2 separate regions of the Homo sapiens genome follow, and region 2 is linked to region 1. A link is a loop called in an ENCODE intact Hi-C map of the cell type or tissue named here. Cell type or tissue: heart left ventricle. All regions are shown on one strand. Links, peaks and the distances in the headings refer to the core of each region. The heading gives the core; the rest is flanking DNA. Region 1 overlaps ABCC9 (ATP binding cassette subfamily C member 9). Region 2 overlaps KCNJ8-AS1 (KCNJ8 antisense RNA 1).

The links. Peaks named below come from ENCODE experiments on the same cell type or tissue, not always from the same donor. Only the 100,000 strongest peaks of a DNase experiment are listed, where the experiment ranks them.
Region 2: a loop joins it to region 1, with 2.2 times the contacts of the local background. A loop is called at or near these places in 4 of 110 quality-filtered maps.

Annotation. Positions count from the first base shown.
Region 1 is chr12:21,821,401-21,826,792 of GRCh38, forward strand. The region is part of intron 31 of ABCC9 (ATP binding cassette subfamily C member 9); the gene reads right to left. The region is part of intron 2 of KCNJ8-AS1 (KCNJ8 antisense RNA 1); the gene reads left to right. Among named protein-coding and RNA genes, the nearest start is that of KCNJ8, 49 kb to the left of the region's middle. In heart left ventricle, for the core only: no CTCF peak of the experiment used is centred there; a DNase peak (open chromatin) is centred at 2,441; H3K27ac peaks cover 807 bases.
Region 2 is chr12:21,712,924-21,718,315 of GRCh38, forward strand. The region is part of intron 1 of KCNJ8-AS1 (KCNJ8 antisense RNA 1); the gene reads left to right. Among named protein-coding and RNA genes, the nearest start is that of KCNJ8-AS1, 53 kb to the left of the region's middle. In heart left ventricle, for the core only: no CTCF peak of the experiment used is centred there; no DNase peak of the experiment used is centred there; H3K27ac peaks cover 1,331 bases.

The DNA of each region.
Region 1 (5,392 bases), core at 340-5,339:
AGTTCCAAATTATTATATATATGTATATATTTTACTATTTTAATTGTGGGAAAAAAACTCACAAAATGCTGTTGCTGTGTTTTTTATAAAGAACAGATTTGGACAAAATAGAACAAGGTCATAGCTGACTGAAATATCAAAAATCACTGGGTCTAAATAAATGGAAATTAAACAGTAGGAGTAATATGAATATAAATATAATAAAGGAAATGTAAAACATTATGCAGTCAATTTCTCGCTATTGAGTTTAGTTTACTATGGAAATCTTTGTATTCTATATTGGGCTCCTGAATTCACCCACTGTAAAGAATGACATGGTAGATTTGATTAGAAGATAATTTAAACTATTTTCCATTGAATTAAAATGATAATTCTGGTAACAGGTAGGTAGTCTTATTCTGGCAAAAGGGCCAGCAAAAGAAGTGAAAACAGATGATGGGAGAAAAAGGAGAAGACTCATCAATAAGTTGTAGTCAATATATATTTTCTGGGCCCCTTTCACGTGGTTAATGTTTTCAAAACTACTTGTATAATTTTCAATATGATCACTAGATATTATTAGTTATTAGGCCAGCAATCCAAATATGCTCAAATTCATATATTAAAATGTTTTAGAAATATTATTTTTGACCCGGTCTTCAGCAAAAGAAAGGCATAGCTTTTTGAGGTACATTTTATAGCAAAAATTTTCAGAAGAGGAACTGATTTTCAAAATCTACAATCAACTAAATTCAAATAGATATTATAGCTTGAAAGCCAATATATCTGTAGTTTAGTATGTATAACAAAGTTATTTTATTATAAAAATATTTTTAAACTTTCTTTTTAAAGAAAAAGTCATTCAGGCTGTCTTTTAATTTTACTAACTAGATACTTTCCAGCTCACTGCTGGATTACTACCACTGCTAAAAACTGTTTTTTTTTTTTCTAAAGTACTGGAAATATTTTAGAGACTACTGATCAGAATTTTATCTTGATTTGCATAAGGGATGAAGCTCCTTTGTGTACTACACTTTTCAAAAAATATTCAGCAAAATCACTAAATTTCAATCACTTCTCTTCAAATATTACAGTAGTATAGAAATGTGAAATTAATAGCTAACATAAAAGCTTTTGTGGCCAGGTGCAGTGGCTCATTCCTGTAATCCCAGCACTTTGGGAGGTCAAGGCGGTCAGATCACGAGGTCAGGAGATCGAGACCATCCTGGCTAACACAGTGAAACCCCATCTCTACACAAAAATTAGCTGGGTGTGATGGCAGGCACCTGTAGTCCCAGCTATTCGGGAGGCTGAGGCAGAAGAATCACTTGAACCCGGGAGGCAGAGGTTGCAGTAAGCTGAGATCATGCCACTGCACTCTAGCCTGGGCGACAGAGTGAGACTCCGTCTCAAAAAAAAAAAAAAAAAAAGCTTTTGTTAGGTCTCCGATGTTCACTTCTTTTACTGTTAAACTTAACAAGTTTAATGATTCACAAAGTGACCCTACGGTTACATCTTTCCATTCCTTTGCAAATACGTGAGAAGCAAATGGCTTAGAGGCAATAAACTAAGAAAGGAGAAGCAGATGGTCTGCATAACTTTCACAGAAGACAGCTAATACTTGGGGATCACTAATAGCATTTATTCTACTGCTATAGCCTTACACATCCTAAGCAATCTACTCAGTGAAAACCACCTTCCATCCAAATGATACAATGAAATGGGAGACTCAACTTAGGAAACAGAAGTTACAACACAGATGAATTATCTACATTCAAAAGAGGGCTTTTATCTGTAGAATAGTAAATTACAGCTTCCATCAATTCTGTGAATTCAATACTCCCCACCAGAAGATTCCCATGTCGAAAGAGAGGTCTCTTTTCAGATTTCTAGTGATTCAAAGACATCTATCTATATTTGGAATTATAATGAAAACTGTAATTCTCTATAAGGCAGCCTTGTAAATAGTTAATAGCAACCCAAAAGTATGTGATCCCTCTCCTTCATATAGCACTCAGGAGCACATTATTGTACCACTGGGTATCTGCAAGAATATATTAGGGCCTTCAAATTACGAGATCACTGCATCCCTGTCTGTCGTTGAATTGTGAACACACAAAAAAGCAGTGTTGTCTCACAAAATAGACTCTTGTGCAAGCTCACCCTAAAGACCATTTTCACTTTAGCCTGTTGACTCTAAAGTATTTATTTTTGGCTTCTTCATGTGAATTTTCTTTTATCCTTCCACCACACAGCAAGACAAAGCCTTGGAAAGACAGCCTTTAGATAAAGTTACACCATTTTTGCAACTGAAAACACCAATGCCAAAGAACTGGAATTGTTTAGTCCAAAGGGATGAAGAGAAAAGACTGTGCTGAACGAGAGGACGCAAGCAGCAATCAGAGGTTAGGCTGTAGTGACACATTGCACTCAACCGCGGCCGGCTTCACTTGGCACCCAGAGGAAAAACAGTCCGCTCTGCTGCCAAAGCAAGTCCGGTGGCCAGCCACAGTCTAGCCGCTTTCTACCAGCCAAATTATTTTATTCTTTTAGTCTCTTGTCCTTTTATGATTTGAGTGTGTTATGGCCTTTATTTTTTTCCCAATTCAAAATGAATATGATATGAATATGGTGGGCAAGGCTAGATCTTCCATAGGGAAAACTATCTGTGTAGACAAAGAGGAAAAATCATGATTGTCTTAACTCTTATTTAACATGACTTGGAAAAGAAAAGAAAGCGCTGTATTTTTTTAAAAACATAAACAATTATTTTGAGATACGTTCCATTGATATCTAGTTTTTTGAGCGTTTTTAGCATGAAGGGGTGTTGAATTTTATCGAAGGCCTTTTCTGCATCTATTAAGATAATCATGTGGTTTTTGTCATTGGTTCTGTTGATGTGATGGATTACGTTTATTGATTTGCGTATGTTGAACCAGCTTTGCATCCCAGGGATGATGCCGACTTGATCGTGGTGGATAAGCTTTTTGATGTGTTGCTGGATTCAGTTTGCCAGTATTTTATGGAGGATTTTTGCAATGATGTTCATCAGGGATATTGGTCTGAAATTTTCCTTTTCTGTTGTGTCTCTACTAGGTTTTGGCATCAGGATGATGCTGGCCTCATAAAATGAGTTAGGGAGGAGTCCCTCTTTTTCAATTGTTTGGAATAGTTTCAGAAGGAATGATACCAGCATCTCTTTGTACCTCCAGTAGAATTTGGCTGTGAATCCATCTGGTCCTGGGCTTTTTTTGGTTGGTAGGCTACTAATTATTGCCTCAATTTCAGAACTTGTTATTGGTCTATTCAGGGATTCGACTTCTTCCTAGTTTAGTCTTGGGAGGGTGTGTGTGTCCAGAAATTTATTCATTTCTTCTAGATTTTCTAGTTTATTTGCATAGAGGTGTTTATTGCATTTTCTGATGGTAGTTTGTATTGATGTGGGATTAGTGGTGATATCCCCTTTATCATTTTTTATTGCATGTATTTGATTCTTTTCTCTTTTCTTCTTTATTAGTCTGGCTAGCAGTCAGACTATTTTGTTGATCTTTTTTGTTGATCTTTTTTGTTGATCTATTTTGTTGATCTTTTCAAAAAACCAGCTTCTGGATTCACTGATTTTTTGAAGGGTTTTTCATGTCTCTATCTCAACATATGAAAAAAAGCTCATCATCACTGGTCATTACAGAAATGCAAATCAAAACCACAATGAGATACCATCTTATGCCAGTTAGAATGGCAATCATTAAAAAGTCAGGAAACAACAGATGCTAGAGACGATGTGGAGAAATAGGAACGCTTTTACACTGTTAGTGGGAGGGTAAATTAGTTCAACCATTGTGGAAGACAGTGTGGCCATTCCTCAAGGATCTAGAACCAGAAATACCATTTGACCCAGCAATCCCATTACTGGGTATATACTCAAAGGATTATAAATCATTCTACTATAACGATACATGCACATATATGTTTATTGCAGCACTGCTCACAATAGCAGAGACTTGGAACCAACCCAAATGCCCATCAATGATAGACTGGATAAAGAAAACATGGCACATATACACCATGGAATACTATGCAACCATAAAATAGGATGAGTTTATGTCCTTTGTAGGGACATGGATGAAGCTGGAAACCATCATCCTCAGCAAACTAACACAGGAACAGAAAACCAAACATCGCATGTTCTCACTCATAAGTGGGAGTTAGACAATGAGAACACATGGACACAGGGAGGGGAACATTATACATTGGGATCTGTCCGGGGGTGGGGGGCTAGGGGAGGGATAGCATTAGGAGAAATACCCAATGTGGATCACGGGTTGATGGGTGCAGCAAACCACCATGGCATGCGTATACCTATGTTACAAACATGCATGTTCTGCGTATGTATCCCAGAACTTAAAGTATAATTTAAAAAAAAAGATAAACAAAAATTGGATGAGGTTCGGAGAACGTCCCAAATTCAACAAAAGGCGTTTCTACTCTGGTTTCTCTCTCTTCTTTCTTGAGATTTTCTGTCAATAGCAGTGACATGGCTTTGGAAAGTTAAAACTAGGCATAAAGAGGAAGGGAGGGGAAAGATAGCCACAGAAAGCAATGATATCATGTTTTCTCCCATTTCCATTATGGCTCTGAGTCCATGAATTAGAGTTGGTGAAATCTGTGTGAAGAAATCCTGCTTGCCTCTTCTAATTTATGTCCAATGAAGTGACCTTCTTTATATCATTTTGGTTGCATTCCTGCTCTGGGAACTCTAAGAATATTTGCTAGAAGCAGATATTTATGTGAACTTACTGAGTAATACAACAAAGAGGGGGTTGTGTTGATACCATAGATAAGATCAATGCAGATGTACTGGGCCAATTAGAAATTTTCATTACTTTAAAAAAAAAAAGACTTACAAGGCAGAATACAGAATATATCCAGCTGTGGGGTGTAGAGAACAGTTCACACCCTAGTCTCCAAGGTACTATATCTCAACTTCATTTTTCTCACGCAAGATCCAGTTATTCCAAACTAAAATTCTGTCTCCAGTGATGTGGACATGCCCACAGAAACACAGTAGTAATGAGGTCATTTATATGTGCACAATTGAGAGAAAAGGTTATTTCCCAGGAGAAGTCATTTACCTTATTTAACACTCCTACTGTGGCATATGTTCTTGGATTATAGTATTTATATTTAAATACACCTGGTTCCAATGAAAACTCTCAGTTCACTCAGAAGAGCAGAGCGACAGTGAATCTGACTGGTCTCACAATGGATCTCTGAGATTGTCTAGAGGGGTGTGCATGTGTGCGTGTGTACACGTGTTTATCCATATAAAGTTACTGACATATAAATACAATGGATGGAGGCAAAGCATACACAAAGGACCTTGAACCTTGACTTCTGTCAGCAGATATGCCTG
Region 2 (5,392 bases), core at 195-5,194, 110 kb before region 1:
ACAAATAATTAAATCTAGTAATTGTTTTCTTTGTGAGTTTTCCATTTCTTAAAGCTTAACTTTTCCATATAAAGCTTTGAAAATGTTTGTTTATATTTTCTCCTGGTTTTTATTTTTCTGCTTTGAATTTTTATTTATTTATTTATTTATTTTGGTTTTAAGGAGTAGAGAGTTTAGTAGACAAAAAACAAGGGAGAAGGCAGGAGGAAGAAGCTCCCCCGTGCAGAGACAGAGAGGGGGGGCTCCAAAACTGAAAGAGGAATCCCCCAAATTTTTAATTTTTAACTTTATGATACACTTGGAATTATTTGTTTTTTTACTCTCAAATAATTGATACATTTTCCAGGATCATTATGGAATAGTTCTTTTTCTGCTTATCAGCTATTTTCTTATGTATTATGCATTTTTTTTTGCTGATTATGTATTTTCTTACTGATCATACATGTAGCATATACTAGTTTTTTGTATGTGAGCATTCTTGGGGTCTTGATTATACTCCTTTGATCTATTCATTCCTGTTTAAGTTTCACAGTTTTGATTGTTGTACCTTTATAGTAAATTTTAACATCTAGTAAGACAAATTCCTCATGTTATGATTTTGTTCCTCACAAAAATCTACTTGTTTGTCTTGCTCATTTTATCTTACAGAAGTTTAGAGTTATTTGCCAAGTTAAACATGTCTGCTTGGGATTCTGCATAGAATTGCACTAAACCTTAATATTCTTTGAGATGCAATAACAAAAATAGTTGATAGCATTTAGTATATTCTTCTCAATTGGACTAACACTCCTCCCATGCTGGAAGATAACTAACTTCCAGGCTATGCACTAGTCTAATGGTGTAAAAGGTAGGGTGTTCAACTGATGGTAACTTACTTCTAAAAGGACATTTTAAGAAGAGACTTTCCAAAGTAGCTCTCACAGCTTCTGTATTATTAATCTGTTACCTTTCTTTAAAATACTGACACGAGATTTTTGTCATTAGTAAACCTCAAGCAAATATTTTAATTCTGATACTTTTTAGCACACGGATGGCCCTTTAAAAGCCATGTTTATTAAAATATTAAAGTAAATATCTTAAACAACTTTCTTATTTGAGTAAAATTAAAAAATTTATCGCTGGAAAATTGTTCTAAAATCTATTTGTAAGACTACTACATAAACAACAAAAAGTAGTTTTCACTCATTTAAACCTCCTTATCTGTCTATTGTTTTTGGGTCCCGTTCAGTTTTTTTGTTGTCTGAAATGCATGTGTCCTGTTTCTGATGGGAATTCTTGCTAAGTGATATGTGTCCTTCTCTTCCTTTGGGATTTGAACTATCCCAGAACCATCTTTTCTCTCTTTCTTTTCCCATAAATTCTGCTTCTCAAATGACAGTGTCTGTGTTTGGTTTCACAAACATCTGAATGAAAGTCGTTTATTTTCATTTAGAAACACATATTGTAAATTGAGTGCACTTTTGTTTTTAGAAAAGTACAAAGTGATAATTCAAGGTCTATACAGACAAGATTTTTACTTTCAGAGTAAATACAAGAAGTGTAGCCTTATTTTCCAAGACTGTCTGTGTGGAAGAGCATCTTTAGATAATAAATAAATTCAATTAGTTTGACTAATACTATTTATTAATTTGGCTTTCTGTCAGCAATTTTGAAGAGCAGATTTTCTGTTGTTAAGAATGATGATCATTTTCTTAATTCTTATTTTATGTTCTTATGAGAATAGTGGTCTAGTAATGAATCACAAATGTCTAAATGTATGTGGCTGCAAATGCTAGTAAAGTGTTGAGTGCAGAAACATTTTGTGTTTGGGGAACTCATTGCAGTCTTTGAACATTTCCTGCATTTTCTGTGACACTAGGAAAAGGAGAGGCCTTGCTATTTTCCCATAATGACTTCTTTCAGGAGCACTAGGATGATGCTTTTAAGATGTAATTTGGGAACACAACAGAGGAGATCAAAAAACTTCAGGAAGACAATACTTTCTTTAACTTCAATATAAATCGTAAAATTGAAAATTTTTATATGGCTGGAAAAATAAATAAGTAAATTATAGACACTGATACTTCAGCCTGAACATATCCTGGAAGCAATCAGAGTAGATATAGACAATTGCCAGTAAGATGGGCTGCTGAGAGTCAGACATTTTTCATCTATTTTTGAGTTAACAAATGTAGAGTTTCATGGCAGTGGGATTTGATGGTATTGGGGCAATCTTCCACTGGAAACAACTATACAAGGATTCATGTGGGTTTCCCAGCATGATGTATATTCGGGAGCCTGAGCACATGTGCATCTTCCATGGTTTGTGAAATGACCATTTTCCTTGTGTAGCAGTAAAACAACTTCCCTCAGAAAAATGGATTGTGATCGTCAATATTTAATTTTACTTTATTTTAAAACATTGAACATAGATTTGATTATTGCATGGCTTGAGTATGCTTTGTCCCAACAATAACTCATGTTGAAATGTGGTCCAATTTGGTGATGCTGGGCCTAATAAGAGGTGTTTGGGTCATGGGGGTGGATCTCTTACAGATTTCTTGGTGTCACCCTCCTGCTCTGCTGGTAGTGAGTTCTCACTCTTTTGAGAATGGAATAGTTGCTTTGAGAGTGGGTTGTTACAAAGCGAGCTTCCTCCTTCTGTTTGGTTCCTCTTCATGCCTGTCTGTTTCCCCTTTGACTTTCCCTGCCACGTTTTGACCTCACTCATGGCCTTCACCAGAAGCTAAACAGATGCTGGCTCCATGCTTATCATACTACCCAGCCTGCAGAACCATGAACTAAGTAAACCTCTTACCTTTGTAAATTAGCCAGCCTCATATATTCTGTTATGGCAACACAAAATGGACTAACACAGTTATTATCCAATTTGATTCAGATTCAATTCCATTTTTAATTTTTAAGAAAATGCAATTCAAAGGTACCAAACAATAATAATAATGTGCCTAATCATAAAACATGCAGAGGATTGATTTTATTTTTTCATAAAGAGAATCTAAAAAAGTCCACTAGCTGGATTTTTCTTTCTTCAACTAAAACATACACAATTACTTCTTGAACAACAAAAAATATCATTTGGTACTGCTCAACCCATTCAGAATATCACAGAAAAAAGTAACAATTACAAAAATAAGACTAAAAGAGAAATAGATTTATGTAACATTCAATATTTATTTAAAAATGTTAATTCACTATATACTATGCCTGTTAATTGATGATCTACTATTAATAAAAATCTTTGCCATCAAGTGTTTACATTCTAAACAGACTAGGTTCAGGAAAGAAACAGGAGCTGTATAATGCAAGTTGCTACAAACTACAGCTCACAGACCAAATGTGGCCCATGCCTATTGGTGTGCATATAGTTTATTAGAACACAGCCTTGCAAGTTTTTTGTATATTATCTATGATTGCTTTTGCACTACAATGGAAGAGTTTCATAGTTGTTACAGAGTGGGTTCAACAAAAATAGGATATTCAGGGAAATAATATAACTGTGGAGCAAATTGAAAGACTAAGGATAGATAACTCCTATGAGAACTTTTTCAGTAAAGACAATCAGGGAAATGAGGCAGTAGCTAGGGGAAGATATGGGGTCAAAGAAGGACTTTTTTCTTTAAATAGGCACTGTTAGAGTATATTTGTATACTAATGGAAAAGATGTCTGGAGAAGGAGATAAATATTACCTTAAGTAAGTGAGAGGGGTAGAATCCAGTGTGCAGTGGAAGAAGTGGTGTTAAATAAGAACACAGAGGATTTATCCACAGAGCATGAGGGAAAATGGAGTATGTAAGCTCAGATGAAGATGGCATAATAGGTTTGGGGTAGACCCATATGAATGTTCTCTCCCAACTGATTCGTAGTTTTCAGCAGAATAATAATCTAGGTCATCAACTCAGAGTGAAGAATCACCACTCTGAAAGTGGGTGAGTGAACGAATTAGGAAAATGAATCAAATTGCCTAGCAGCACTGAGGGCCCACTTGAGGTTAATGGTCATAAAAATGAGCCCAGTGAGCATGGTTGAGTGCATTTCTTTTTTCAGCTCTGTGCTCCTCCATTGGTGCATGTGAGAACTACATAGAGAATGCTATCTAGCTAGGTTTAGAGTTTTTCCAGAGGACTACGATGGAGGGGAAAATGGGCTAAGAGTCAAGAGTGTATGTAAGGGAGTGTTTACACTGGTGACTTCTAGAATCTAATCTGGATAAGAAGCAGGTGAGAATATGACTTGGGTAAGGCACAGTAAAAAGGTGATAGAATAATAGGAGGAGGTCCAAAGTCAAGTAATTTTTTGAGTAAGGGACAAGATAAATGATCTAGAAAGATATGATGTGGTGGCTGGAGAGAGGCCTGATTGAACTTGAGGTTGGGAATAATGCAGTTATTGGTAAAACATACAGAGATATGTTTTGAGAGGTGACTTTGGTAGAGTGAAAGATAACCACAGTTCAAAAGAGGAGTCAAGAATCTGAAAGGATAAAATGTTGAAAGGATTATGTGCCTGGACATGGAAATCGCCAAGAATTATGGCAGTAATCGCTCTGGAGTTACCACTGCTAACATCTTCAAAGAATAGGAGGAAGGTCTTGGAGGTCCTCAGATGACTGGAATAAGCAGGGATGGTGAGTAATATAGTCTGATAGCAGGAGCTGGGGAGTTTTGGAGATTCAGTCCAAGAGAAGTCTAAACAATTACTAGGACAGTGGTAACCAAATTTTGCTGTACATTAGAATAATCTGAGGAGCTTTAAAACACCTGGCATTCCAGTTCACAGCCCATACCAACTAAATCAGAATTTCTGGGGAGGTAGAAGCAGGATTCGAATAGTGTAAGATCCCTAGATGATTTCAACATCAGCAAAGTTTGGGAACCACTGCCACAGAGTCCACCTTATACATTTTGATGAACCGTTTGGTGAGAATTAAAGCAGGACAAATTAATTTGCTGAAGGAAAGATTTATTCTGAAACCAACTCTCTGTAAATGGGGTGCAGGAAATGAAAACATCGAGAACAATAACAAAAACAGCTGTTGGAAATCAACCGGAAATGGCGAGGTTATTACGATAAGAAAGTTCACAATTTGAGAATTTGAGGGGGTGCTTTAGTTTAGATGATAACTTTAATAGCCATGTGGCCTTGCTCCAGGTACTTAACTTTATCTTTAGTCTCTTTATTTTAAAAAAGAGATCAAAATATATACCTTTCAAATACTGACAGAATGTGAATGTCCACAGTGCCCTTAATAAATGTAAATTCTTCCAATGAAAACATTTTTGTACCTTCCCCACAAATGTTTATATAATGTTCCTTTGTTACATAATTTTTATATACTTTTTCATATATTTGTATATAATTTTTATGTTATATATAATTTATACAAAAAAATCA